Regions from separate parts of the Homo sapiens genome. Here all the other regions are linked to region 2. Evidence: read pairs that join two places in POLR2A ChIA-PET (ENCODE). Cell type or tissue: MCF 10A. All regions are shown on one strand. Each heading gives the region's core, and the rest is flanking DNA. Links, peaks and the distances in the headings are about the cores only. Region 1 overlaps FBLN1 (fibulin 1). Region 2 has its middle 32 kb from the start of FBLN1. Region 3 overlaps FBLN1 (fibulin 1).

Region 1 (9,846 bases), core at 1,870-6,869, 83 kb after region 2:
CAAGGGGTGTCCTGGGGTCTGCAGCACCCTGGTCTCCTACACCCAGGCCCCAGCACACTTGTCCTCTGGATTGTCTGAGCCTGTGGCGGCTGCATCCGGCAGGAACACTTCAGCCCTCCTCCCCTCCCCTCAGCAGCCCCGTAAAGGCTGGAACAGAGGCCTTTAGGAAGATGCCCGCCAGGGAGGAAGCAGTCCAGGCCAGGGGATGGCGTGGCCTGGTGTGGGATGGCCCAGGGATACTCATGGCTATGGGTCAGCTCCAGCATCGGCTAAGTAATGGTGGCCAATGGCATTGGTTCTGCATTCAGCCCCCTTTTCTACGAATGCTCTAGGGGGCAGTGTGTGTCCCCCAGAGCCATCTGATAACCATCCATTCAATCACTGACAGCGGGTGCTGAGTAGATGTTTGTGAGCGCGTGATCCTCAGTGTACACACTGCGCCCAGAAGCTGAGTCATGGAGGTGGGGCTGTCCAGCCAGTTCCTCGGGAGCCCCACACAGGACTGTGGATCCTGGGGCTCTGGAAGCCCCCTGGGTCCCACAGATGTAGCTTCTGGTCATGAGGAAGGTGACTTTGATGAAAGGCAGGCAGGAGCTGCGGTGTTTCCTGGGAGGCCCCCTCCGCTTGCCCTGGGCTCTGGATGGAAGGCTGGTTGTGTCTGCATTTCTGACGGAGCAAATGACTTTTCTCCTGGCCAGGCTCCCTCACCACAGCCTGGGGTCCCGCCCAGACTCAGCATAAACACATTCCTGAGCCGGGCCTTTGAGGCTGGGGAGTGTTGTTTTTGCCACCGATGCTCAGGCATTTGGCACCTCTTAATGGATGTCTCCCAGGGTTGGTGACAGCCCCTGAGCCCCACTGTTTGGCTGCTCCAGAGTCTATGGGAGTTGGGCTGCTCCCCCATCTCCAGGGGCCTCTCAGTGTGGTGCCCCAGGCCCCATCCCAGGAGTCCCAGACCTGGTGGTTCCAGTCCACCCTGAACAGCCACCAACCCCAACACACAGGCAAGACGTATGATCCCTCGAAGGCTGTTTTTCTCATTGTTGTGTGGAGCTAGCAGCTCCTGCCCTTTTCTCCTAAGAGGTTGAGTCACACCTAGGGTAAGGGTGCTGAGCCTCGGGAGCCACAGAGAGGCTCTGGTTAGTTAGTGTATGGACTCTGATGCCAGCCTGCCCGGGTTCAAAGCTCAGCTCTGACATTTATAAAATGTGTGACCTCAGGCAGGTCTCTTAAGCTCTGTGAGCTCCTCATAAAATGAGGATCATAACAGTATCTGCCTCATTGAGTTCTTAGGAGGATTCAGTGACTTATCCTTGCGAGGTACTCCCAGGACCCATCATGTAGTGTTTACTTTTACCATCGTCACGCTCCCTCCAGGGATTGCGAATGATAAGTTAACACTCTATAAATGTAAATACCCTATAAATGTAAGAACTGGCACAGGACGCTGCTCTGAAGATCAGCCAGTGGAGGGCAGGGATGGCCTGATCGCCACCCCTAACCCTAGTTGATGGGAGGCCTGGGCTCCTCCGTCTCCAGATGGGTATGGCTCCTGCAGCCTCTGCCTTCACTGTGCTGCTGTGGGGTCTCTTGCAGACATTGATGAGTGTGTGACTGGCATCCACAACTGCTCCATCAACGAGACCTGCTTCAACATCCAGGGCGGCTTCCGCTGCCTGGCCTTCGAGTGCCCTGAGAACTACCGCCGCTCCGCAGCCACGTAAGTCCCTTGGACCATGCCATCGTCGTCTGTCTGTGTTGGCCTTCCTGGTGACCCAGTTCCCGGGTGGGTGGGTTATCAGGCTGTGACCTCGGTGTCCTCCCATGAGGGACTCAGGGCACTCAAAGATCACCTGATCCCTGGCCCTCAAGCCCCTAAATGCTAGTGACACTGGTCTCGGAAAGTCAAGGGGGTAACTGCAAATGAGTCTGGGGTCTATAGTCATGTTTTCAGGCCAAGGCTGTGCACAGAACCAGGAGAAACCACAGCCCTCTTTTTTCCTAGGGTGGAAGCCTTGGGCAAGCTCTCTGGGCCTCAGTTTCCTCATCTGTAACATGCAGATGTCAGAACGTGCTCTGACTGAGATGCATAGGTAGCAATGTCTCCATGTCAGCCCAAAGCCAGGGAGCCGATGTGACCTGTTGGACGTTGTTGTTAGGTGCCCACCTGAAAGCCAGAATTCGTCCAGCCTGGTGACCGTGTGGGAACGGCATCAAAGATTCCAGATCCTAAACGTGGGGCTGCGTGCCCCTATGTCTTTGTAAGCTCACTCACTCCTAGGCCATCACGGCGCCCACTTGAGACCACGGTTCCCACTTCCTATCCCCCTTGCCCCTAATTGTATTCAGAAAGTCTCATTTAGTGCCACAGTCAGTTGCTTCAGGAAAAGCTCCATGCTGGGACCGATCTCAGGACTGTGGACTTGTGACCTCTCCCAGCACTCTGAGTGCACGATGCAGGCAGCCAGCTGTTTCCGAGGCCTTGGCCCCTTGACCTTCAGCCTGCCTTGGGCTCTTGGCCAGCTGCCCCCGCGACCTGAGGGTCAGTGGTAGTGTCCACCTCTTGACCCTAGGGGCAGCTGCCCTGGCTTGTGGCATAGCAAGGCTTCTGGGTACCCGAGCAGCCCCGTTGTCCCTGGCAGCCCTCCATATTCTTCCTGGCTTTGCGATTCTCATTGGCTGGCCCAGCCATTTCCCTGTTTCCCAGCACGGATTTCTGTCTGCTTGAAAACCCAACATCTTGTTTCCTTCCTGAGCTTGGGTTAGGAAAAAGCTGCCCCAAAACTGGGTTTGCAAGTCTGTAGCATCCCGAAGAGCTCATGGTTATGCAACAGCCTGCCCCAGGCAGTGACACTGCTTCTCTGAGCCATTAAGAAAGTTCGATGGCCTTGGCTGCAGGCTGTGCAGCCGTCTGTCATTGTAAGTTCACTCTCTCCCCAGCCTTTGTCAGCGCCTGGGCTTGAGGATTCCAGGAGGCTGGCTGTGGTTGTGACCTCGATTTCTAACTTGCGCACAGTCGTGAAACCACCTTTCGAAGAGGGGGAGGCTGCCCTGCACAGGGGCCCTGGCGCCTCCTAAGCCTGAGGGTGGGCGGGTTGGCCATGTGTGCTGAGGTCATGGCTGAAATCAGGGGAACCCAGCTCCACCCCTCATGTTGGCTGTGGAAGCCTCTGCCACCCCTCAGTGCTGGAGAAAGTCGTTTCTTCCTGGACCTACTGCGTGCAGGCACCTGGGTAGACAGCCCACAGAGGGCTTTGTCCCCGCACAGGCTCCGCCTTCGGCGTGTGTGCTAGGAGGGAGGAGGGGACCCCACCTGGCTGGGCGTGAGGGTGGGCAGGGGGCTGTCTGGAGTGGGCCATGCCTGCATGGAGGTGGAAGGGGGAGCGAATTAGGCAGAAGCGGCGGGAGTATGGACACATGTGCGGTGAAATGGGGAGTTCAGCCTGAAACCTGGGCCCTGTGTGCTGTGCAGTAAGGGATTGAGCTGCTGGGCGCCTGGCTTGTTCCAGCCCTTGGACTCCCGGGACTGATAGTGAGGAGGGGCCACCCCCTCTCAGCACTGCTAACCCCTCAGACTGGAGTTTTGTATTTTACAGCCCCTTTTCCTGCTCATCAAAAATCGAAGCTGCTTAACACGTTTTTTCATCTAAGCTTCAGAAAGCAATTTTTAAAATCTAAAAGAGCCATATTTAGGAGGGACCCATGGCCGGCGCTTCTGTGGTTAACAACTCAGCAAGAGCGCCTCCTTCGGGAGCCTTGACAGACAGGACTGCAGAGTCCGCTGCTGTGCCTTTCTCTCTCTCTCCACTCAGACGGCTTCCATCTGGGGAACATCCCGGCGGCCGAGGGCTGGTAACTGGAGCATGACCCAGGAAGCTGGGCCGCAAACCACAGGGCTCGGCCTTGTGGACAGGACCAGGCTGTTACAGTCCTGCCCACACAATTCCCTTCTGCCCGCAGGAGGAAGTGTGCAAAGCTGTCCCACAGCCTTCATGGGGCCGGACACATCCTCTTTATCCCCTCAGTGGGGCCGGCGCCTGATGACCTGTGGTCTAGAAAGCTGGAGCAAAGCCGGGTGGCCTTGGTTGCCGCTTCCCGGGGATGGGACACGAGTGAACAGCTGTGGGCCTGAGGGTGTAACACGGTGGACGGTGGCAGAGATAGAGCCGTCGATGGCCCCCCTGCCTTGGCCAGTTCCTGGGGCTTGTCTCCCGGACGACGAGCGTGTGAAAGTCAGGAAAATGCCGGCAGGGATATCCACAAGCACCTGGGGTGGCCAGAACTGCCGTGCCTCCCAGGAGAAGGAGGGGGCCTAGAGGGCCTTTTTTCTCTGGTGTGTGGTGGCTTAGGATCATTTCCATAGAGCTTGAGGTGTTAGGGTCAAATGTGTTGAACTGGCAAGTTGGAGCACATTGTCCTCTAACGCATGACATGGCCCAGGATGGGTGGCCTGCTGAGGGGACATGTCTGGAAACCAGGGCCTGCGTGGCAGGGGGGGACGGGGCGGGCTCGCCTATGCCCTGCTCTGTAATACATTCAGTGATGACAACCCGTCCCTGACCTAGACACACTGGCTAAAAGGGATTTTTGGGCCGTTCCCAGTCTGACAGGCAGTTTGCCAGACAGTTATGTTTCTGGTGTTTTAAAAAGTTTGAGTAGAGCGAAGTACGATCATTGAAGCCAGGACTTACCAGGAAAATCAAGGACATGTTTATTTTTGTGCATTAGTCATTTGCAAAGCACATAGCGGGTGCCCCAGGCCCTGCTCTTTGTCCAGAAGGAGCCAGCCCAGAAACTCCTAGTGTAGAGAAGGTTTTGGGGTGCTCTGAGGAATGACTGTGTGGGGTCGGAGGGGGAGCCTCCAGGGGAGGAGTGACCAGTCGCTGTGTGTGATGACGGCGGGAGCTGCACCAGAACACCACGCACACCTCCCATTGCTTTCCTCCGCTTCCCTCTGGCAAAACAAATTCCATCCCTGGTTAGTACCCGCCATGCTGAGAGAAGCGGGAAGCCGAAATCCCACCAGGGCGACTCTAGCGCCACCTGCTGACCAGCCCCATCCAGGCTGGTCCTGAAGTTGCTGGTGTGTGTGCGTGTGCGCGTGCTTGTGTGTGTGCATACATTGTGTGTGTAAAAGCTTTGAAGTAAGACAGGCCGACTTTGAAAGCCAAGCTTGCCCCTTACGACACACCACGGAGCTATCAGCAAGTTCTGCATCCTCAATGGGCGTCTGTCTTCCAGCCAGTAGAGCGGGAGGACGATGGGAGACAGTGGAGGGAGCGAGTGGAAGGAAAGTCTGCTGCTTGCAGCCTGCTCCCTGCACCCGGAAGCGCAGTTCACCTGCACCCGGAAGCACAGCTCATGGGTCCCATGCTCCTCCCCCAGTTCACGGACGCTTTGGTCATAGCTCCTCAGAGGCCCCCCTGGGGGAGAGCTCTCAGATCGCCTGGAGCACTCCCGTTTGGCCTGGACCTGGGCATCTCTGGGGCAGGCCACCGCCAGCAGCACCCGTGCCCACCTTCTTTCCTGCCTCTGTTTTGGGCCCCTCCCAGGCAGGACTCCCCCGTTCAGTGCCCCTGACTCCCAGGCCAGTCCTTTCTAAGAGCTTGGAATGATCACTAGCCAAGTAAATGCAAGGCCTCCTGTCAGTCCTGACAAACCTGGAAAGAGGAGGTAAAAGGAGACCCCAGTCTCGATAAATGCCTCAAGCAAGTCCAAGTAACCCAGCACGAGACATGGAAACTTAAAAAGCCAAAAGGGAGATGTGATAGAAGGCCAGGACGAGAGGATGCTCCTGACCTCAGAATCCAGACACAGCCCAGATGGCAGGGCTTCCTGGAGCACCTGGGCCAGGTCCTCTGGGGCTCCGCACCTGGGCCCTGCTTCCTCAGGCAGCCACCTTCAGAGTATGATGGGCCAGGAGTTCAGTACACAGGAGACGACCCCTGTCCCATCTTGTGACAAGAAATTAGAACTTGTTACTATCCTGTAGCGGAAGATAATACCGATCTCCATCCTGTCACAGGAGGTTAGAATCTGTAACAGGAAGTTGGAATCTGTGCTCATCCTATACAGGAAGTTAGGACCCGTCCCCGTCTCCACCACAGGAAGTTAGGACCCGTCCCCGTCTCCACCGCAGGAGGTTAGGACCCGTCCCCGTCTCCACCGCAGGAGGTTAGGACCCGTCCCCGTCTCCACCGCAGGAGGTTGGGACCCGTCCCCGTCTCCACCCCAGGAGGTTGGGACCCGTCCGTGTCTCCACCGCAGGAGGTTGGGACCCGTCTCTGTCTCCACCACAAGAAGTTTGGACCTGTATTAGGGTTCTCTAGAGGGACAGAACTAATGGAATATACATATATATATATATATAAAATGGAATATATATATATATATATAAAATGGAATATATATATGGAATATATATATAAAGTGGAGTTTATTAAGGATTAACTCACATGATCACAAGGCCCCACAATAGGCCATCTCCAGGCTGAGGAACAAGGAGAGCAGTCTGAGTCCCAAAAATGAAGAAAAAATGAGTCCAATGTTTGAGGGCAGGAAGCATCCAGCACGGGAGAAAGATGTAGGCTGGGAGGCTAGGCCAGTCTCTCTTTTCACGTTTTTCTGCCTGCTTATGCTGTAGCCGTGCTGGCAGCTGATTAGTTGGTGCCCACCCAGATTAAGGATGGATCTGCCTTTCCCAGCCCACTGACTCAAATGTGAATCTTTTTTGGCAACACCCTCACAGACACACCCAGGATCAATACTTTGTATCCTTCAATCCAATCAAGTTGACACTCAGTATTAACCATCACAAGTCCACCCCTTGTCAACTTGAACCCATGCACATCTCCTGAGATCATACATAATCTTCAAATAAAGACAATAATAAGATCATAATTACACCTAACATAACTATACTTCATACGACCAGAAACTCACCAATCCCCAACCCAAATACTATTATATAAAGTTAACGATACTTAAATGCTGATGTGAATTCAATAAATCTTATGTCACTTGATAAAAGAGAAAGGAAATAAAATGAAGTCATTTTTGTTAGTACAAGTGTATACATGCACAAACATTTTTGATTGTTTTTTGTTTGTGTGTTTTTTAAGACAGAGTCTCCCTCTGTTGCCGAGGCTGAAGTGTGGTGGTGTGATTTTGTCTCACCGCAACCTCCACGTCCCGAGTTCAAGTGATTATCCTGCCTCAGCCTCCTGAGTAGCTGAGATTACAGGTGTGCACCACCATACCCAGCTAATTTTTCTATTTTAAGTAGAGATGGGGTTTCACCATGTGGGTCAGGCTGGTCTTGAGCTCCTGACCTCAAGTGATCCTCCCGCCTCGGCCTCCCAAAATGCTGGGATTACAGTCGTGAGCCACAGCACCTGGCCATGTTTTTAAAAGAAGGAGGAAATACTCACGACAATTACAGTCCTCGTTTCTGCAACTGGTCACATGGCTCGTAGCTGGTATTGATGACTGCCTTCTTCTACTACCCATTCTGTATTCCCTTTGCCTTCAGCAAGCACCTTGGCAGATCTTGTTTTTTTTTTTTCCTGGTGGAGTGACCCAAACCTTCATTCCTGAAGGGTCTGGGTCATTTGTAGTCCTGCCTGGATTGGGCTGTTGTAGTTTCCCATTGACCTTAATCACAGGGCATGGTAATACTGAGAGATGCCCTAATGGATCTCCTGTATTCCATGCATACTCTAACTTATCTTCATTTTGGAGTAGTAGACTGATTTCATCTTGATAGTCTGGGTCAGCCACCCCAGCCAACACTGTAACTCCCTTCTTAGCCTGTTGACTTAAAGGTAGGAGGAGCTTCAAGTGTCCAGGTGGCAATCTTAATTTCCAGTTTAATGGAATCCTTGTTCTGTCTCCTGGTGGCGGCGTTCCTCCCTCTGGAACTAAGACCTCTAGGCCAGCAGAACGTAATGTTGCAGGAACAGGAAGCAAAAATTTTGCTAGTGGATCACTAGGGGTGATGGTGAGTGGTGCCACTTCCATTTCCACCCTTGGATGCCTGGACCCGTGAATCCTGGCTATGGGAGAAACAGTGCCATAATATTGGACCCTGATTCAGAGCATACATGGCCTTCTGTAGAACTTTGTCCCAGCCCTGCAAAGTACTGTCACCTAGTTGGCATTGTAATTGTGACTTCAAAAGGCCATTCCACTATCCTATCAATCTACCTGCTTCACGACGATGGGGAACATGGTAAAACCAGTGAATTCCATGAGCATGAGCCCACTGCCACACCTCTTTAGCAGTAAAGTGAGTGCTTTGGTCAGAGGCAATGCTGTGTGGAATACCATGAGGGTGGATAAGGCATTCTGTGAACCCACGGATGGTAGTCTTGGCAGAAGCATCGTGTGCAGGATAGGCAAACCCATATCCAGAGTAAGTGTCTATTCCGGTGAGGACAAACCTCTGCCATTTCCATGATGGAAGAGGTCCAGTATAATCAACCTGCCACCAGGTAGCTGGCTGATCACCCCGAGGCATGGTGCCACATCGAGGGCTCAGTGTTGGTCTCTGCTACTGGCGAATTGGGTACTCAGCAGTGGCCATATCCAGGTCAGCCTTGGTGAGTGGAAGTCCATGTTGCTGAGCCCATGTGTAACCTCCATCCCTGCCACCATGGCCACTTTGTTCATGGGTCCATTGGGCAATGACAGGGGTGGCTGGGGAAAGAGGCCGAGTGGTGTCCACAGAATGAATCATCCTATCCACTTGATTATTAAAATCCTCCTCTGCTGAGCTCTTTTATGTGATATGGTGAGCACTCTCATGTGATACAAATATCTTCACAGTTTTTGACCACTCAGAGAGGTCTATCCACATACCTCTTCCCCAAATTTCATTGTCATCAATTTTCCAATCATGCTTCTTCCAAGTCCCTGACCATCCAGCCAAACCATTGGCCACAGCCCATGAATCAGTATGTAATCGCACATCTGGTCATTTCTCCTTCCATGCAAAGTGCACAACCAGGTGCATTGCTTGAAGTTCTGCCCACTGGGAAGATTTCCCTTTGCCACTGTCCTTCAGGGATGTCCTAGAAAGGGGCAGTAGTGCTGCAGCTGTCCACTTTCGGGTGGTGCCTGCATATCGTGCAGAATGATCTGTGAACCAGGCCCTAGTCTTCTCTTCCTCTGTCAGATGATCGTAGGGAACTCTGCATGAGGCCATCGGTGCAGGCTGGAGAAGAGAAGGCAAGTTGGCAGGAGTGGAGACCACGGGCATTTGAGCCACTTCCTCATGTAACTTAACTTGTGCCTTCAGGACCTGCTCAAGCCCGATCACGTATATACCACTTCCATTTGATGATGGAATGCTGCTGTTCATGACCAACTTTATGGCTAGATGGGTCAGAAAGCACCCAGTTCATGATAGGCAGTTCAGGTCATATGGTGACTTGATGACCCAGAGTCAAACATTCAGTTTCCACCAAAGCCCAGTAACAGGCCAAGAGCTGTCTCTCAAAAGGAGAGTAGTTATCTGCAGAAGATGGCAGGGCCTTGCTCCGAAAGCCTAGAGACCGCCACTGTGATTCACCTATGGGGGCCTGCCAAAGGCTGCAGCCAGCATCCTTATCTGCCACTGACACCTCAAGCAACATTGGATCTGCTGGGTCATATGGCCCAAGTGGCAGAGCAACTTGCACAACAGCCTGGACCTGTCATAGAGCTTTCTCCTGTTCTGGACCCCACTCAAAACTGGCAGCCTTTCAGGTCACTCGATAAATGTGCTGGAGTAACACTCAAACGAGGAATGTGTTGCCTCCAAAATCCAATAGGCCCACTAGGCGTTGTGTCTCTTTCTTGGTTGTA
Region 2 (9,846 bases), core at 1,683-6,682:
GAGTCACCTTTGCTCCAGTTCCCAACAAGTTCCTCATCTCTATCTGAGACCACCTCAGCCTGGACTTTATTGTCCATATCGCTGTCAGCATTTGGGGCAAAGCTTTTCAACAAGTCCCTAGAAAGTTCCAAACTTTCCCACATTTTCCTGTCTTCTTCTGATCCCTCCAAACTGTTCCAATCTCTGCCTGTTCCCCAGTTCCAAAGCTGCTTTCACATTTCAGGTATCTTTTCAGCAATTGGTGCTGGGGAACATACACCAAGATAGACCATATCTTGGACCATAAAACAAACTTTAACAAATTTTCAAGAATTGAGAGATCATGAGGGTATGCTCTCTAATCACATAGAATCCAACAAGAAATTAATAGCAAAAAGATAACAGGAAAACCTCCACATACTTAGAAACTCAACAACACACTTCTAGACAATCTATGGGTCAAACAGGAAGTCTCAAGGGAAGTAAGAAAAACACATTAAATTGAATACAAATGAAAATACAACATATTAAAATTTGTGAGACACAGCTAAAGCAATATCATGAGGGAAATTTATAGCAATAAATGCACATATTAGAAAAAAAAGCCTCCAGCCTGGGCAACATAGTGAGACCCCATCTCTATTTTAAATTGTATCTGTATAATTTAAAAAGAAAAAGAGGCCAGGCATGGTGGCTTACGCCTGTAATCCCAGCACTCTGGGAGGCTGAGGTGGGCGGATCACCTGAGGTCAAGAGTTCAAGACCAGCCTGGACAACATGGTGAAACCCTGTCTCTACTAAAAATACAGAACTGACAACTCAGCTGTTTCCTGCATTCCTTGAGCATGTTCACTGTCAGTCTATGTGGACCGCCTTGACCAGGTTCAAGAGTTCCTTTTCATTCCAGTTTATTGAGACTTTTTCTTTTTTGAGTCGGAGTTTTGCTCTTGTTGCCCAGGCTGGTGTGCAATAGTGCAATCTCAGCTCACTGCAACCTCCACCTCCTGGATTCAAGCGATTCTCCAGCCTCAGCCTCCCGAGTAGCTGGGATGACAGCCACCCGCCATTAACCCTGGCTAATTTTTGGGTTTTGTTTTGTTTTGTTTTGTTTTTTGATACTAAGTCTCAATCTTGTCACCCAGGCTGAAGGGCAATGGTACGATCTTGGCTCACTGCAACATCTGCCTCCCGGATTCAAGCAATTCTCCTGCCTCAGCCTCCCGAGTAGCTGGGATTACAGGTGCCTGCCAGCATGCCTGGCTAATTTTTGTATTTTTAGTAGAGATGGGGTTTCACCATGTTAGCCAGGCTGGTCTTGAATTTCTGACCTCAGGCAATCCACTCGCCTTGGTCTCCCAAAGTGATGGGATTACAGGAGTGAGCCAACATGCCAGCCTGTATTTTTAGTAGAAATGGGGTCTCACTGCATTTTCCAGGCTGGTCTTGAACTCCTGACCTCAGGTGATCCACTGGCCTCGGCCTCCCAAAGTGCTGGGATTACAGGCGTGAGCCACCGCACCTGGCCTATGGAGACCTTTTAAGCATCAATGATTGTTGAATTTTGTCAAGTGTTTTTTCTGCTGTATTAGTTCATTTTCCCACTGCCATAAAGAACTTACCTGAGAGTGGGTAAATTGTAAAGGAAAGAGGTTTAATTGACTCACAGTTCAGCCTGGCTGGGGAGGCCTCCGGAAGCTTAACACTATGGAGGAAGGTGACAGGGAAGCAAGTACTTTCTTCACAAGCCATCAGGAGAGAGGAGGATGAAGGACGAGCTTCCAAACACTTAAAAAACCATCAGATCTCGTGAAAACTCCCTCATTATCACGAGAACAGCACGAGGGAAACCGGCCCCATGATCCATTCACCTTCCTCCCTCCACATGTGGGAATTACAGGTCCCTCCCTCAACATGTAGGGATTACGATTGGAGATGAGATTTGAGTGGGAGCATAGAGCCAAACCATATCATCTGCATATATTGAAATGATTACATGATTTATGGCAACGTGGTGACTTACACTGATTGATTTTCAAGTGTTAAACCAACCTTGAATTTCTGTGATCAGTCTGACTTGGTCATGATGGATTGTCCTTTTTGTATATTTCTGGATTTGATTTGATCATATCACATTAAGGATTTCTGTGAGTGAAAGGAAAATAAATCTTGGGACCCCCAAATCACTAAACTAAAGGAAAAAGTCAAGCTGGGAACTGCTTAGGACAAAGCTGCCTCCCATTCCATTCAAAGTCATCCCTCTGAGGCTCACCTGAGACAAATGCCTATCTGATTGCTTCCTCTTCCCTATCGTTTATGTAAAAATGCAGATTCACTGAACGGGACTAAATTGTGTATTCAGTGGAAGACTGGTCAAGGACTCAAAAGAATGCAACCTTTTGTCTCTTGTCTACCTTTAACCTGGAAGCCCCCACTTCGAGTTGTCCCACCTTACAGGACCGAACCAATGTACATCATACGCAGGAAGCTCAGAAAGCTTAAAATAATGGCAGAAGGTGAAGGGGAGCAGGCACGTCACATGGCAAAAGCAGAAAGGTGAGAGAGAAAGAGAGAGAGAAGAAGGGGAGGTGCCACACACTTTTAAATGACCAGATGTTGTATAAACTCGGGGTTAGAACTCACTTATCAGCAAGGGGATAGCCCAAGCCATTCATGAGAAATTGGCCGCCATGATCCAAACACCTCCCACCAGGCCCCACCTCCAACATTGGGGATTACAATTCAACATGAGATACGGGTGGGGACAAATATCCCAACTGTATCAGCAAGGATATTTCTATATTTTGGAAATCTTTCCATTCGAAATTGACAAAACGAACAAAGGCTTGTCACTGGAAGTGGTAAGCTTCAGTATTGCGGGGGGGGTTGGGGAGGGCAATTGCTCACGGGGAACTGGCATTTTCCAGATTCGTTCCAACTCACTTGATCAATGAGTCATTACTGTGTGGTGTTTTTAAAAAGCAGTTGAAATATTCTATTGCTGCAGCAGAGAAGGATCCAGGCAGCCCAGCTCCAGGTTTTGAGTCTCGGTGGTGACTTCAGCGTTTAGAAACAATTGTTTTTGGTTCAGTTCTAAAGCATTATGAATTCTGTTTAACTATGAACAAATTTTTACTTGACCCTCTAAAGTAGATCTCCTATCTTTATGATCTGTTTCATTTTCCATTAAAGTTTTAAAAACATATTTCAAATATCCCCTGGCATCAAAATGAAGTTATAAGACCTCAGAATCACCAACAAACGCTCTCTTTCTAGAATGCGAATGTGTGGGGAAGTTTTATTAAAGTGATTTTCATGTGCAAAAAGAGATTAGGCACGAATAAAGCCTGCCATAAAAAGCACACACGTTCTCTGGGGAATGTCTCAGTTTTGATTTCAGGGTTCAGTCTCGGTGAGATAATGATAGTCTTTAACATATGCATATTTCTTTTCTTTTTTAGTTTGGGCTTGTTTTTTGTTTGTTTGGCCTATGTCCCCATTGTGACTCTAACTTGCCAAAACTTAAACCTGAAAAACTGGCATTAGAAATTAGGCATAACATTACGAAATTACACATACCTCCAAATTTTTTCATGCCTTTTGGATAGTCTCAATTCCAATGTTGTTTTATGCCAATAATGAACATGTGCTGAGATGCAGTGCGGGTTGTTAAAAGTGCTTGCCAAACATACTTCTAAAGCTAACCCCGTTAGGGGAAGAAAAAAAACATCACATTACAGCACATTGGCTCAAAAGCAATGTACCCAAAGGTTGGCCCTCAAATGTTTCTCATTAAGAATCTTCCCTCCCCAAGGGCAGGCCTGGACTTGTTTGTTCCTTAATTTTCAGCCTTTAGCTCAGTGCCCAGCAGTGTGAGGTGGTTAATTGCTGCCAACCAGACAGGTTATTTGAAAATATTTGCCTTTAAGAGGTGTGTTAAATGAACAGTCCCCAGAAGTAAGATCCACGCCTCAGGGCAAAGGATGTTGTACTGCTTTTCACTTCCAAAGTGGACTTTCAAACTGAGATGTCGCTCTGAAATCCAAGAAGCTGCTTGGCCTGGAGGGAAAGGTTTCTGAGAGGGGCAGAAGAGAGTGCTGGCACCGCTGTGTTCCTGGGTAGGGCTGTGCCATGCCATGCTCCACACTCTCCTTTATTTTTATTTTTTTATTTCTTTTTGTTTGAGATGGAGTCTTGCTCTGTCACCCAGGGTGGAGTGCAATGTCACGATCTCGGCTCACTGCAACCTCTGCCTCCTGGGTTCAAGCAATTCTCCTGCCTCAGCCTCCTGAGTAGCTGGAATTACACGCACTCACCCCCACGCCTGGCTAATTTTTGTATTTTTAGTAGAGATGGGTTTTTACCATGTTGGCCAGGCTGGTCTCAAATTCCTGACCTTAAGTGATCTGCCCCCCTCAGCCTCCCAAAGTGCAGGGATTAAAGGCATGAGCTATCACGCCCGGCCCACACTCCTCCTTTAGGATAGTAGGGCCTGCACCCGGGTGGGGTGAGGGCTGGTGCAGACAGGACCCACTGGTGGCTTCTATCTGGAATAAGCTTCTTTTTTTTTTCTTTTTTTAAATTTTTTAATTTTTTTTATTATTATTATACTTCAAGTTTTAGGGTACATGTGCACAATGTGCAGGTTAGTTACATATGTATACATGTGCCATGCTGGTGTGCTGCACCCATTAACTCGTCATTTAGCATTAGGTATATCTCCTAATGCTATCCCTCCCCCCTCCCCCCTCCCCGCTGGAATAAGCTTCTTCATCCCTAAGTCATTCTCACTTGTTCTTCAAAACTCTGGTGAGAAGCTCCCACTCTGCGGAGACTACTTTGAGGCCCAGTCTGGGTTACCTGTCTCCTCTCCTGCGCTCTCCGGGTCCTCCCCGTGTCTGCCTGTCACAAGCTAAGCCCAAGGTATTGCCATCCTGTTTCCCTCCTGGCCTGTCAGCTCCTTTGGGAGGGGACCACGTGTGGCGCATCTTTGTGTCTCTGTGACCAGCAAAGGATGCTCCTACGTTCCCCACTAGCCCCCCCTCTGCCCACCCCAATTCATCAACGTTCTTTTGAAGGTGCTTTGTCCTCGCCCGCCCACCGCCACCCCCAGCTGCTTTTTCCTTGTGCTTGCTTTCCAGCACTTTGACTGTGCTGTCCCTAGAATGTGGTTTTCTGTATGTTTATCCTGCTGGGGCTAAGTAGAGCTGCTTTATTCTGTGGATTGTCATCTTTTATTATTTTCTGGAAATTCTTGGCCATAATCTGTTCCTTTCTCTGCTCCCGTTCCTCTCTCTCTCTCCTTTTATTCTGGGACTATGCTTACTTGAAGGGGTGATACGGTTTGGCTCTGTGTCCCCACCCAAATCTCATGTGGAATTGTAATCCCCACGTGTTGAAGGAGGAGCCTGGTGGGAGGTGATTGGATTATAGGGGTGGATTTCCCCCTTGCTGTTCTCGTGATAGGGAGTGAGTTCTCACAAGATCTGATGGTTTAAAAGTGTGGCACTTGGCCAGGCACGGTGGCTCACACCTGTAATCCCAGCACTTTGGGAGGCAGCGGGTGGATCACCTGAGGTCAGGAGTTCGAGACCACACCCTGGCCAACATGGTGAAACCCAGTCTCTACTAAAAATACAAAAAGTAGCCAGGCGAGGTGGCATGTGCCTATAATCCCAGCTACTTGGGAGGCTGAGGCAGGAGAATTGCTTGAACCTGAGAGGCGGAGGCTGCAGTGAACTGAGATTGTGCCACTGCGCTCCAGCCTGGGTGGCAAAGGGACACTCTGTCTCAAAAAAAAAATGTGTGGCACTCTGCCCATCTCCACAGCTCCTACTCTGCCATGGTAAGACGTGCCAGCTTCCCCTTCTCCTTCCACCATGAGTGTAAGTTTCTTCAGGCCTCCCGGTCATGCTTCCTGTTAAGTCTGCAGAACTGTGAGTCAACTCAACCTCTTTTCTTCATAAAATACCCAGTCTCAGGCAGTACTATTTTATTTTAATTTATTTATTTATTAATTTTTGAGACAGGGTCTCACTCTGTTGTCCAGGCTGGAGTGCAGTGGCGCAATCTCAGCTCACTGCAACCTCCACCTCCTGGGTTCCAGTGATTCTCAGGCCTCAGCCTCCCAAGTAGCTGGAATTACATCATGGAATTAGCCACCATGCCCGGCTAATCTTTGTATTTTTTTGTAGAGACGGGGTTTCACCATGTTGGCCAGGTTGGTCTCAAACTCCTGACTTCAATTGATCCACCCGCCTCAGCCTCCCAAAGTGCTGGGATTACAGGCATAAGCCACCATGCCTGGTCCCCTTAAGTTCTTAATTGTTTAGTTCTAGAATTTTAATTTCATTCTTTTTCTTCAAAGATGCCAATTTCTCATTGAAAAATATAACTTTTATTATTTTATCTGTATTTCTTCTATTTGACACATTAATCATTATTACTTTTATTGACTTTTTGTTTATTTATTTGTAGAGACAATGTCTCACTCTGTCCCCCACGCTTGAGTGCAGTGACAGGATCATGACTCACTGCAGCCTCAAACTCCTGGGCTCAAGGGATTCTCCCACCTCAGCCTCCCTAGTAGCTGGGACCATAGGCACAAACCACCATGTCCAGCTAATTAAAAAAATTTTTTGTGGAGATGGGGTCTTGCCCAGAGTAGTCTCAAACTCCTGCGCTCAAGTGATCCTCCCACCTTGGCCTCCGTAAGTGCTGGGATTAGAGGCGTGAGCCATCGTGTTCAGCCTCATTATTATTTTAAAGTCCTTGTCTACTAACTTTAATATCTGCATCTGACTCTTTTCATGTCTAGTGATTTTAATGAGGTGCTGAACATTGTATATAAGAAGGAAGAAGGCTCTAGGTGATGTCATTCGCTCCAGAGATGGGTCCTCTTCACCTCCTAAAAATATTCATGCTTAAGTGAAAAAAGCTGTATACAAACTAGCCCTATTGGATAACCAGTATGAAGGGGCTTTTCACCTCATTCTAATCAGAAACTGAGCAGTAAAGGGGCGGGGCCATAGTTCTCATCATACTCAACCTATGTCCAGGGTGTCCTTGTTTCCAGACCATGCCTTCATAGTCTCTCTCTCTTTTTTTTTTTTTTTTGAGATAGAATCTCACCTTGTTACCCAGGCTGAAGTGCAATGGCACCATCTTGGCTCACTGCAGCCTCCGCCTCCCAGGTTCAAGCTATTCTCGTGCCTCAGCCTCCTGAGCAACTGGGATTACAGTTGCACACCACCACGCCCAGCTAATTTTTATATTTTTGGTAGAAACGGGGTTTCACCATGTTGGCCAGGCTGGCCTCGAACTCCTCACCTCAGGTGATCGGCTTGTCTCGGCCTCCCAAAGTGCTGGGATTACAGGCTTGAGCCACCATGCCCGGCCCATAGTCTCTTTATTGAGAACCCCCTGGGCCTTTGTCTCCTCAGCCCTAAAAGATGACAAGACAGCAGCTCTGTCCATCAGAGGTTCCAGCCTAGCTCTCCCCGTTCTTCCCAAGTAGCCTTAAAATCTGGCAAGTGTCTGGGGAGGAGACATTGGCAGTGTGTTTGAGACAGGTCTCCTCCCAGGGCTGATCTTTTGTTCCCTAAGCACAATTCTGCCCTTTAGAAAAAGTTTCCTCCCCACTCCCCAGCTTCCGGCACCAGAACCCAGCAAATGTACCTCCAGGGAGAACAGGCCAGATTCCCACAAGTGTCCTTAGCACACTCTCCCATGTGACCACTGAAATATCTGCTGCTTCCCCCACCCTGCAAAGGCTTTCTGCCTTGAGAAGCCCAATCCTCAGCCCTCAGGAAAAATAAAAAACAAAACAAAACAAAAAAAAAACAGCTGGAGACCCACCGCTCACCTCAGGGCCTCCCAGCACTAGAGTCTTATCTAACCTAAGCCGCATTGCCTCCACAGCTCTTTGATGTCTTTCAAAGTATGTTTTTTGCTATTTATTCAGCTTTTTCTAATTGTGGCAGTGGGAACTTTGGCCTGTGATGATCTACTAAGTGTTCCGATTTAAAAAGTAGAAAAAGAATGTCTCTTAATAGCTTATCCACATACTTGCTTTTTTAAAAAAAAATCACGCTTAAGTGAAAGCACTAAAAGCACAATTGCACGGACACTAGGATTGCAGCTGCAGAAAGCCTCCATGCAAGCAAACCAGAGCTAGAGGGAAACGTGGACAAACGAAGCCTGCTGGGCCGGGCGAGGTGGCTCACACCTGTTATCCCAGCTATCTGGGAGGCTGAGGCAGGAGAATCACTTGAACCCTGGAGGCAGAGGTTGCAGTGAGCGGATGCTGCACTGCAGCCTGGGAGACAGCGAGACTCCATCTCCAAAAAAAAAGAAAAAGAAAAAAAATGAAGCTTGGTGGGCTGGGTGGTTGGATTCTGGGCCCCTGTTTTTCTGTGCTTTTGATTTCCTTTAATATAACTTAAATGACTCAAATGAGGTTTATGGAATTTTCCAGCGTATCATATTGAAAATCCAGGCTTGGCTCTGTGGTTCCACATAAGGTCTGCTTGAAGCTTTTGTCCCAGGTTCTTGAATGGACGAATGCCCACCCACTCTACCTGTTGTGAATCACCCCAGGTGATTCCCTGCTCTTTTTCTTTTCTTTTCTTTCTTTCTTTTTTTTTTTTTTTTGAGATGGAGTCTCACTCTATCGCCCAGGCTGGAGTGTAGTGGTGCGATCTCAACTCACTGCAACCTCCGCCTCCCGGGTTCAAGCGATTCTTGTGCCTCAGCCTCCTGAGTAGCTGGGATTACAGGCGTCTGCCACCATGCCCAGCTAATTTTTGTATTTTTAGTAGAGACGGGGTTTTGCCATGCTGACCAGGCTGGTCTCGAACTCCTGAACTCAAGTGATCTACTCGCTTTGGCCTCCCAAAGTGCTGGTACTACAGGCATGAGCCACCACACCGGGCCAATTCCCTGCTCTTTTGAAGAAGCCCCCACCTCATCTTGCCCCTGTCATTAAGAGTCTTACAAAGGTTAAGGTCTGGGAGAATCAACCATATCAATCCATTTAAGTCTCTTGTTGTCTGGTGCTTTTGTGGATTGAGCTCTAAACTTGGAGCTGGGGAGAGAAGAGAACCAGGCTGAGCCTCTCACAGGCTGCGTGAGAGAAAGCCACTGCCCTTTCCAGCCTCAGTCTCTCCATCTCTAAAGTGGGTACAATACACCTGCCTCTCAAGGTTGTTGGAGGACTCAGGGCCATGCTGTGTGTGGTGCCAGCCCCAACCCATGGTGAGAGAGATTGGCAAACCGTCAATGCCAGCATGAGCTTGCAGTGGGGAAGGACCCGTGGGGACCCAGAGGAGGGCAGAGAGGAGAGGAAACACACATCCCACGTGGCCCCACAGACCACCCACCCTGCACCCCACATCTGCACACTGGTGCATATTGCACCATCAAACCCTGAAACCCCAGGGGGAGTTAAAGGCATCTGGTGGTCTGAAACATGAGAGCGCATACAACATGGTCATAAATGAAGTCAGCCTTATAAACTGTGAAATCCAAGACGCGGGCTGACTTTTTCCTGTTTCCCAATAAACACTGCAGATTTTACATTCAGAAGGAAACTAAGACCAGAGATAAAGTTAGAGCCCCGTTCTGTGGTGAGATCACCACCTGGTATCAGGTGTACCTCTCAGACCAAGAAGCTTCTGTCTGTGATCAGGGAGGGGGACTGCAATGCTGAGATAGTTTTTGTCTGTTTGGTTCGATTCCGCTCCCAGGACAGTGCTCGGCGCATGGTCACACTCAACAAAATCCTTGGTGAGCGAGTGCATGAATGAATAAAGAAGCCATTCACTGAGCATGCAGAGAGAGGAGGCTGAAGATGCAACTGAAGAAAACAGA
Region 3 (9,846 bases), core at 1,758-6,757, 65 kb after region 2:
TTAAGATAAGATGGGTGTTTGGATAAATGTCTGACTTGGTCTTTTTCCCCCTTAGATAAGATCATTGAGGTTGAGGAGGAACAAGAGGACCCATATCTGAATGACCGCTGCCGAGGTGAGACTCGGGCGTCTCCCATCAGTTGGTATTTAAACAAACCCCAAGGGGCCAGCAAGGTGGCTCAGGCCTGTAATCCTAGTACTTTGGGAAGCCAAGGCAGGAGGATTCCTTGAGCCCAGGAGGTTGTGGCTGCAGTGAGCTATGACTGCACCTTTGCACTCTAGCCTGGGCAACAGAGCTGGACCCCGTCTCAAAAACAAAAAAACAAACAAACAAAAAGCAAAACCAAGGAATCTCGGTGCTGATCTCACTGGAAGTTGGAATCCAGGTTTTGCTTTGGTTTACCCTGCAAAGTACCCTTTGGCTGGGAGCCAGCCATGAGCCACTTCCACCCTGAGGAGTCGTGGACTCCCAGCTCCTCCTTCCCTTTCCCCTTCCAGATCTAGGGCTGGCTGGGGAGGGGAAGGGTGGGCTTACCAAGGAGGGGCCCTGGTGAGGCCCTGCTGGGGAGGGTGGCCCAGGCCCAGGGCCAGAGCTGGTGTGGAAAGCCTGCACGTTACCGAGCCCCCAGGCCTTGTGAAGGTGACAGAGGCCTCCCTCAGGCTCTCAGGGGAGAGGAGGGGGCTCAGCGTTCCCTGCCTTTGTGCCCCTGGAGCCCCAGCCACGGTTCTGTCACCATTGGTGATATTCATTTGCCTCACAGGGAGATGTCTGCACATTTAACTAAGGGCCTCGCAGGTTTGTTTTTCATATGATAAAACTGCTTTTCTTTCATGGAACATTCTGGCATGTCTAGACCTGCAGATCTGCCTCACAAGCTCTTTCAGTGGTTCCCCCTGTGGTTAGGGTGTTAATTAGGGGCCAGTTTAATTCTTAAATGATGCAGTCAGTGTACAGTGACAGTTGGTCCAGGGGCGCTGTCCAGGGGCCTGGTGGAGGGAGGAAGGGAGTGACCTAGAGCCCCAGCAAGCCTCAGGGCTATGGGAGGAGCTTTCTGGGGAGGGGAGAGCTGGTCTGCAAGGAGGAGGTGGGATTAGCTGGGAAAATAACCCTGAAACGGTCCTCAGGGAGACCTGAAGCCTTGTAAAGGGCACGGACCCACTGTAGCAGGGTACTGGGAGGCAGTGGGCTGGGGAAGGAGGTGGGGTTACAGGGCCAGAGAGAGGGGCCCTAGAAGCAGGCAGGCTGGCAGCAGTTAGAAGTGTATCTCGTAGAATCTTTCCCTGGTTGAGGCTTATCCTGATGAGATTTGCACTCTGAGCATCACTCTGGCCACCCTGTAGGAAGAACAGGTTGTGGGGTGCTTCTGGGCTATGCAGAAAGACCAGGTAGGAGGCTGTGGCCACAGCCAGGTGGGCAGCTGCAGGAACTGAGGCCATGGTAGTGGGCTTGGAGCAGTGGGACAGCTCGAGAGTTCAGTGAGGAGCAGGTACATGAGGCCTAGTTGGGGCCTGGCCTTCCACGTGGAGCCCACACCCCCATGTCTGTGACCGGCAGTGAGCTCTTCTCTGCTTCGCCCCTTCCAGGTCCACCCCAGCCTACAAAGGGCACCCTGCACACCACCTGATTTTCCAGACGGGGAGGTTGGGACCTGAAGCAGCAGCCCCTGGGGGGTGTCCAGAGCCAGAGCCTGGGGGTCTCCCAGTAGGGCAGCAGGTGGGCTCCAGCCAGGTCAGCCTGCCTTCCTGGGTTCGTCTGCCCAGAGGGCGTTTTCTATGACCCAGCCTGAACGGAGCTAGAAACCAGGCGGTGCCTGGGTGCGTCCATCCCTGGCTCATGCACGCTGTGCTTCCAGGAGGCGGGCCCTGCAAGCAGCAGTGCCGAGACACGGGTGACGAGGTGGTCTGCTCCTGCTTCGTGGGCTACCAGCTGCTGTCTGATGGTGTCTCCTGTGAAGGTAATGTCCCTATCCCAGGTGCCAGCAGGACTGGCCGGTCACTGTGCTTGGGAGCTCTGTGCTGGAGGACTGACCAGGGCCTGCCTTCTACAACCCAGACCCCATTCAGGGGTGGAGAGCAGCCCAGGACGCGCTTTCTCGTGTTCGCTGGAGTTTGCAGCGCAGAGGCCCCTGCCGAGACTTCCCTCCAAGACAATATAAGCACTGGGGTTGGGAAAGAGGATGGAGTTGGGGTCTAACCAGGTTCCGGATCCAGGATCTGCTGAGTGGCCTTGGGCACATCCTTCAGCCTCTCCTGGCCCCCGCGTCTGTGAGATGGGGGAGATGGAGAAGATGCTGCCCCTCCGTGGGGTTCTTGAGGACCACATAACTACAGTCTCAGAAAAAGCAGTAGATATGAACGTTAGCAGGGGAGAGAAATCACTGCTTTCGACTCCGTGCAGTCCACAGCCCGGATGTGCACATGGTGGACCTGAGCTCAGTTTGCGAGGGTGCAGGGAAGCACTTCCACCGTGGCTTTGGCACATTCCTTTCTAGGATGTATTAGGATGGGTCGTTCTTGCTGGTCACCCCCGCACTGCCTCGGTCTCTCCTAGATGTCAATGAATGCATCACGGGCAGCCACAGCTGCCGGCTTGGAGAATCCTGCATCAACACAGTGGGCTCTTTCCGCTGCCAGCGGGACAGCAGCTGCGGGACTGGCTATGAGCTCACAGAGGACAATAGCTGCAAAGGTACAGCATGCGCTCCGAGTCTGCAAACCTGGTCTTCCAGGCGTAGATACGGCGCGGTGGGAAGGGCAGCTCTGGGGTCTGGGCTCCCGCAGTCCTGCGCCCTCTGTGGCTGCCTGGGCGACTGCCTGCTCATCTGCAGGAGGGAGGTGGTTATACCCACCAGGGTGTCTGGACAGGTGGGATGGAAGGTGAAAGTGCTTGCCAATAATGTTCAGAACATTGAAAAAGTTGACAGTAGTGCACCGGTGCCAGCTAGTTCAGCTGTTAGGAAAGATTTACGTTCTTATGGTGCAGAGTAAACGATGGCAGATTTGGGTTTCTAAAAAGGCTCAGTGCATGACTATTTAAAATCAAGACCAGGGATGAATTTCAGGTTCTCACATGTACTTTCTACAAAAAAAAAAAAAAAAAAAAAAAAAAAAGCAAAAACAAAAATCCCACAACTGTTTTTGCACAACAGCTGCCTTCCATCCAAATCCAGGCTTCCTTGAAGTTCAAAGCATATCCCCTTCCACTGCATAAACACATGGCATTTCTGGCTGCCAGCCTTTCCCCGCCAAGCCTTAGGTGTTATTTGGCAGATGGGGAGGCTCTGATGAGGATCGTTTAGAACACAGTTTTGCAGAGGGTTTCAAGCCTTTCAGAAGGACAAATCCACTTGTGTAAAAATGTCACTCACTGTATCATGAGAGTGACTTCAAAGCATGGCACACCCCTTCTGACATCTGAGGGCCACAGAGCAAATTCTGTCCTCCCCACCCCCACACACCAGCTGGGTGGTTTGGACCCCTAGAGCCCAGTGGCCAAGCCAGCTGAGTATACACATTTGACCATTTGACAGCCATGAACTTCAAGGGAAGGGCAGCCCATCACATCCCATCATGACTGTAACCCTTGTTAATATCTGGATTATTGTGAAGACTTCAGAATGGATATGTTTATAGAGACTGTGTTTGTTGCCACTAAGATAATTGCTTTATGATCTAAACTAAACATACACTTAGCCTGAATGAATACTAATATATATATACCTGCCAGGAAAATGCCAGGGTGATTTATTATAACAGACAGTTTGCCTCATAAGAGCCTTGGGAAAAAAAGTCAGCTTTTTAAGTCTTTAGCAACTGGAGCACGATTTGGCTCAGTGAAGTCTTTTTTGTGTATGATTTCTCTATTAGAATGTTTTGGGTTATAGTCTGAGTAATGCGCATTAGAAAAAAGCTTTCTTGTGATTTTAAAGTGTTGTAAGATGCTTCTGGCAGGACTCTTGCTAACAATTTCCTTTTTTTATGATGTACCAGATATTGACGAGTGTGAGAGTGGTATTCATAACTGCCTCCCCGATTTTATCTGTCAGAATACTCTGGGATCCTTCCGCTGCCGACCCAAGCTACAGTGCAAGAGTGGCTTTATACAAGATGCTCTAGGCAACTGTATTGGTAAGAGGTGTGCCGCCAGGATTAGCGGGTTATTCCAGGAGGGGCCAGCGACCTAGCCTTGGGGCAGGCCTCTAGAATCTGCGGGGCCGCATGGTATACAGAACAGGGGTTGGCAAACTTTTTGTGTAAAGGGCTGGACAGCAAATAGAGCAAATACTTTAGCCGTTGTGGGCCATATGGTCTCTGTCATAATAGTCAACTCTGCTGTTATAGTCTAAAGCGGCCAAGGGCCATCTGTAAACAAATGGGTGTGGCTGTGTTCCAATAAAACTTTATTTACAAAAATAGGCAGTAGGCTGGATTTGGCCCAAGGACCACAGTTTGCTGATCTGGGTTTAGATTAAAGAGCTTGGGTTTTGGAGTTAGAGTGACCCAAGAAAATTACTTCTGAGCTTTAATTTTTTCCTCTATAAAATGGGAGTAATCATAATACCTGGCTTAGAGACTTGAGGCCAGGATTAGGCGAGTACTTGCGAAGTACTGGTACACAGGAAGCACTCGGTGAGTGGTGATTCCCTGCCACAGGCATTTAGCCTATTAAAAAATTATTTTAAAAAATACTTGGCTGGGCACAGTGGGTCACGCCTGTAATCCTAGCACTTTGGGAGGCCAAGGCAGGAGGATTGCTTGAGCCCAGGTTTTTGAGGCCAGCCTGGGCAATATAGCGAGACCCCATCACTACAAAAAATTAGCTGGGTGTAGTGGCGCATGCCTACAGTCCCAGCTACTTGGGAGGCTGAGGTGGGAGGATCCCTTGAGCAGGGAGGTCGAGGCTGCAGTGAGCTGTGATCGTGCTACTGCACTCCAGTCTGGGCAACAGAGCAAGACCCTGTCTCAAAAATAAAATAAAATATAAAAATAAAAAACAGTCTGTGTTAGTATTTGAATTCATAGAGACAGAAAGTAGAATGGAAGGTGCCGGGGCTGGGCAGGGTGGGGGATGGGGAGTGAGTGTTTCCTGGGCGCAGAGTTTCAGTTTGAGAAGATGAAAAAGTTCTGGAGATGGATGGGGGTGATGGTGGCACGACAGTGTGAATGCAGTAATGCCCCTGAACCGTCTACTTAAAATGGTTACGATGGCAGATTTTGTGTTACATAAAATTTGTAGTTCACATGTAGTTCACCACAATGAGAAAAGAAACTCTGGCCAGGCACGGTGGCTCACACTTGTAATCCCAGCACTTTGGGAGGCCGAGGAGGGTGGATCACCTGAGGTCAGGAGTTTGAGACCAGCCTGACCAATATAGTGAAACCCCATCTCTACTAAAAATACAAAAATTAGCTGGGCGTAGTGATGGGCGCCTGTAATCCCAGCTGCTTAGGAGGCTGAGGCAGCAGAATCGCTTGAGCCTGGGAGGCAGAGGTTGCAGTGAGCTGAGATCACGCCACTGTACTCCAGCCTGGGTGACAGAGTGAGACTCCATCTCAAAAAAGAAAAAAAAAAAGAAATTGCTGATATCAGAGAAATACTAATATGAAAAGAGAGAATCCCATGTGAACTTAGTATGAATTTAGGAGGCCTGGGCAAGACCGCTCACGCTAGAGGAGCTGTGTGGGGTGCGGCCGGGGAGCTGGCCGGCCTGGGTTACTGGTTCTGGAAAGACAGGAGGTGAGTCCTGCTTTCCCCAGCCGTTGTCAGGTTAACTGCCTGGCTAGGCCGCTGCAGTCAGCGCTTAAGTCCTGATCCACCGGCTCTCCCTCGGCCTCTGCTTGGCAGACGCCCCTGGGTCCTGCCTTTGAGGTCAGAGAGACTTTTTAGGAGAAGAGGTGAGGAATCCGAGCTACAGATCACACTAGTCAGAACCTCCCCACCTGGGGTGGCCCCATCACCTCTCCCCTGCCATGAGCAAGGGGGTATACATTTCCATCTTGCTTCGATTTCAACTTTTCCTTAGCGAAATCTGTATTGATCATTTATTTGAAATAGTGGTTTGGAGAGAGAGCTCTTCCCCCACTGCATTATTTTTAACCACTGAGATATTTAAAGATAAGTGGATGTGGCCGGGCACAGTGACTCACGCCTGTAATTCTGGTACTTTGGGAGGCCAAGGCGGGTGGATCACTTGAGGTCAGGAGTTCGAGACCAGCCTGACCAATATGGTGAAACCCCGTCTCTACTAAAAATACAAAAATTAGCCGGGTGTGGTGGTGGGCACCTTGTAATCCCAGCTACTCAAGATGCTGAGGCAGGAGAATCGCTTGAACCCAGGAGGTGGAGGTTGTAGTGAGCCAAGATCGTGCCACTGCACTCCAGCCTGGACAACAGAGCAAGACTCTGTGTCAAAAAAAAAAAAAAAGATAAAAAGACAAGTGGAACAGTGAGCCCTTAGGACAGGGGCCTCGTCTGAAACCCGCCCCAGCCTTCCTCTGTTACAGCTTCCCTGTCATCCCCTGGGGGAGACTTCTGAGCTGGGGCGCTGTGGCTCAGCTGCCAGTTGGCCCCTCGCCAGTCCCTTGCCAGCAGGGAGGGGTGGTTTTCGCTCAGCGCAGGGGGTGGTGAGCAGGGAAGCCATGGGCTCTCCGGGACCAGCGGGGAGGATAGTCCTGCTCAGACTTGCAGCCTGCTCAAAGGGGGGTCCGGAGGAGGCTGGCGTCGACTGAGGATGGAAACCCTGACTCATGGCAAAATCAGCCCCGATTTCCACAAAGAGGCAATGTTTGCAAGTCTCAACCTAGCCCTGACTTTCCTCTCTACAGGGTGCAGCACTGTGTATGGGCTGAGGCTCGGGAGCCGTCCCCTTACTGTCCTTCCAGGACTGGCAAGCAGGCTGTGGGCTGAAGGCCAGCCTGGCGGCACTGAGCTGTTCCGTGCCATCTCCCTGGGTCCTCAGTGACAGCATCGAAAGCCAAATGTTCAGCTCCCTCAGGGTCCCCTTAGCTTGGGATGCTGGGATGAGGATGGGGTTCCCCTTTTCATGTGCTCTCAATCCTTGCAATCAAGCTCAGGAATCATTGTTTTAAAAGATCTCTATTTATTTCAAAAATTATGTATGTCTTGACTTATAAATCAGCAAACAAAACCTAAGTGTAGGAAGTAAACGCTCCTCCCCTGGCCAATCCTGCCCGCCTCTTGGCAGGGTCCATGAGCCCTTCTGGGCTCTGCTCCCTTGAGACTTTTTGTTTTTTTATGAAAATGGGATCAGACTGTTCTGCCACTTGCTTTTCCCCCCCACTTGACAGGGTATTTAGAAATCATTTCATGTCAGCACCTTTATGTTATCTTTTTAAAAATGACTGCATCAGCAGAAATACGTCTTTCTAAGGAGAAAATACATCAAGATAGAAGGTAGTTTCAGGCCGTCTGGGAGAGGGCTGAAAAGGTTCTATGTCAGGTCCTGGTCCCCCAGCACGCACCCTGGGTCCTCTGCTCCCACACCTCTGCCCATGGTACCCGCTCCCTCACCCAGGAACAGCATGGTCCGTGGTGGGAAGCGTTGATTTCCTTGTGTAGCCAGAATCCATCTTCCTGGAGCTCCTAGAACCATCCTGGGGCCCCAAGAGCCCATCCGAGCCTCCTGCCTGTAGCAGAAGAGCTCTTCCTGCAGAGCTAGTACAAGGGATGGGTCAGGGTCCCAGAAAGTGGAGGTCTCTGCCCCTATCATGCATGGAGAATTTTCTAGAACCTTAAGGTTGGGTCACCGAGGGCTTTGAGACCAGCATGGCTTTGTCGGGTTTTCTTTGCTCTTTTCTTCAAATTCCCTCCTCCTGCTGCTGTATTCCTTTCTCCTTCTCCTCCTCCTCTTCCCCCTCCCATCCTCCCCCTCCCTTCTCCTCTTCCCCTCCCCCTCCCCTCCCACTTCCCTCCTCCCCCTCCTTCCCTTCCCCTTCTCTCCCTCCCCGCCTCCCCCTTTCCCTCCTTCTTTTCTTCTTTTTTTTTTTTTTTTGAGACAGTCTCACTGTCACCCAGGCTGGAGTGCAGTGGTGCAATCTTGGCTCACTGCAACCTCCACCCTGCTGGGTTCAAGCAGTTCTCCTGTCTCAGCCTCCCAAGTAGCTGGGATTACAGGTGCCCACAACCATGCCTGGCTAATTTTTGTATTTTCAGTAGAGATGGGGTTTTGCCGTGTTGGCCAGGTTGGTCTCGAGCTCTTGACCTCAGGTGATCCACCCCTCGGCTTCCCAAAGTGCTGGGATTGCAGGCGTGAGCCACCACGCCCAGCCTCTGCCTTTCTTCTTGAGTGGGGAGGAAGGAATGGGCCAGGGCTTCCCACGTGCCCTGGCTGACCTTGCCTGGGGATGTCGGCAGGTCCTGGGGCAGGAAGGGGTTCCACTGAATCTAGGAAGCACTGGGTGAAGCCAAGTGAACGGGGACCTTGGTAGCTTGGGCTTTTCCCATGTGAATCCCTGAGAGGGAGAGATCGGGTGCCCTGTTCCCAAACTCACCCTATGCTTTACATTGATTTGCTGTCTGTTTATTCATTCCCATTCATTCATTCATTGATAGCCAGGTCTTACCCCTGTGGAGTGCACGATGTTCTGAGGGACACTGTTGTTCTGTGGAACAGAGTTTGGGGAATCTAGTCTGAGTGAGGAACCTGCAGCGCCAGTGGGAAGGCAGCCACCGCTCTGCTAAACGCTGCATTTATTCGTGTTACAGGGCAGGGGCCACCCAGCTGTTTCTCTAAAGGGCTAGATGGTAACTAACAACTTCAGTCTCTGTGGCAACCACTCAACTCTGCCTTTTGCAGTGTAAAAGCACCCCTGAGCAATGCATAACAGAGTGGGCCTGGTTGCACGCTAATAAAACTTTATTTACAAAAGCAGGTGTAAGCCGGGTTTGAACCAAGGGCCATCATTTGCTGGCCACTGATTTAAGGGAGCTGGAAAGCAGGAGACCCTGATTCTAGACCTAGGCCCTGGTTGGCCCCTGACTTCAGCCATGAGCCCAGAGTCATTCAGTCTCCGGACCTTGGTTTCCTGTTTATAAAGTGCAGGCAGTAATGATAGTGATACCGGCCTCACCTCACTTGCAGGCTGGCTGTGGTGCTCGAGAGCGGTCATGGATGTAAAAGCTTTTGTAAACTGTAAATTGCTGCACGGTCAGCGCGAAGGGCTGACTCATTTGACTGAGGAGGGTGGACTTGGCTGGCAGGGAGAGGGGTACAGCTGTCCTCCTTTCTGACTTACGCTCAGGGGTCTTCCACCATCACTCCCTCTCTTTGTTCCCCCATACCAGATGCTTTGTAAGTGTCTGAGCAAGGTTCTCCAAGGTGATGTTTAGATGCTTAGGTCCTTTTCCACTCCCTCTATCAGGAAGTGCAATCTGTGTATTCTTCCTCCGAATTTGAGCAGAAGGAGGGTATCCCTGTGTAGCATGGCCCTCCTGGACCATTCATGGGTTCACACTTGCTCATTGTATGTCATCAAAGGTAAATGCCCCACGGTCCCCATGTCAGAGATGTGTCCACTCAAGGAAGGAGACTGCCGTGCAGTGAGCTCAGGGAGCCATGGCACCTCCCGGGTGGGCCTGGCTCAGCATAGGCCCTGTGAAGCCCAGTCATCGGAGGGGCCTAGAGCCTTGCTGGGAGTCAGAGTTGCTGGCACCACGTGGACAGTCACCTGTCTCCTTAATACCGTGCCCAGTGTGTGGAGTAGATGAATGCAGGAGAAGCCAGGCAGGCAGGTCCCGATTTGGCGCAGCGAACGATGGAGGTGCTGGAGATTTAGGGACAGGAAGAAGGGCCAGAGAGGTGGTGTTTGAGGCGGTATGCAGTGATA

What was found. Peaks named below come from ENCODE experiments on the same cell type or tissue, not always from the same donor. Only the 100,000 strongest peaks of a DNase experiment are listed, where the experiment ranks them.
Region 1: POLR2A ChIA-PET joins it to region 2 with 25 read pairs; 6 of 35 experiments call an interaction of 5 or more read pairs at or near these places.
Region 3: POLR2A ChIA-PET joins it to region 2 with 26 read pairs; 4 of 35 experiments call an interaction of 5 or more read pairs at or near these places.

What each region holds. Positions count from the first base shown.
Region 1 is chr22:45,548,896-45,558,741 of GRCh38, forward strand. FBLN1 (fibulin 1) reads left to right here. Exons shown (of 17, transcript NM_006486.3): 14 at 1,597-1,720. Among named protein-coding and RNA genes, the nearest start is that of FBLN1, 51 kb to the left of the region's middle. RefSeq lists enhancers at 1-263, 4,952-5,061. In MCF 10A, for the core only: CTCF peaks have their summits at 3,729 and 5,049 (motif pointing left); DNase peaks (open chromatin) are centred at 4,676 and 4,996.
Region 2 is chr22:45,466,135-45,475,980 of GRCh38, forward strand. No RefSeq gene overlaps it. Among named protein-coding and RNA genes, the nearest start is that of FBLN1, 32 kb to the right of the region's middle. In MCF 10A, for the core only: no CTCF peak of the experiment used is centred there; DNase peaks (open chromatin) are centred at 2,917 and 3,797.
Region 3 is chr22:45,531,210-45,541,055 of GRCh38, forward strand. FBLN1 (fibulin 1) reads left to right here. Exons shown (of 17, transcript NM_006486.3): 5 at 56-115; 6 at 1,854-1,955; 7 at 2,552-2,689; 8 at 3,991-4,128. Among named protein-coding and RNA genes, the nearest start is that of FBLN1, 33 kb to the left of the region's middle. In MCF 10A, for the core only: no CTCF peak of the experiment used is centred there; a DNase peak (open chromatin) is centred at 6,682.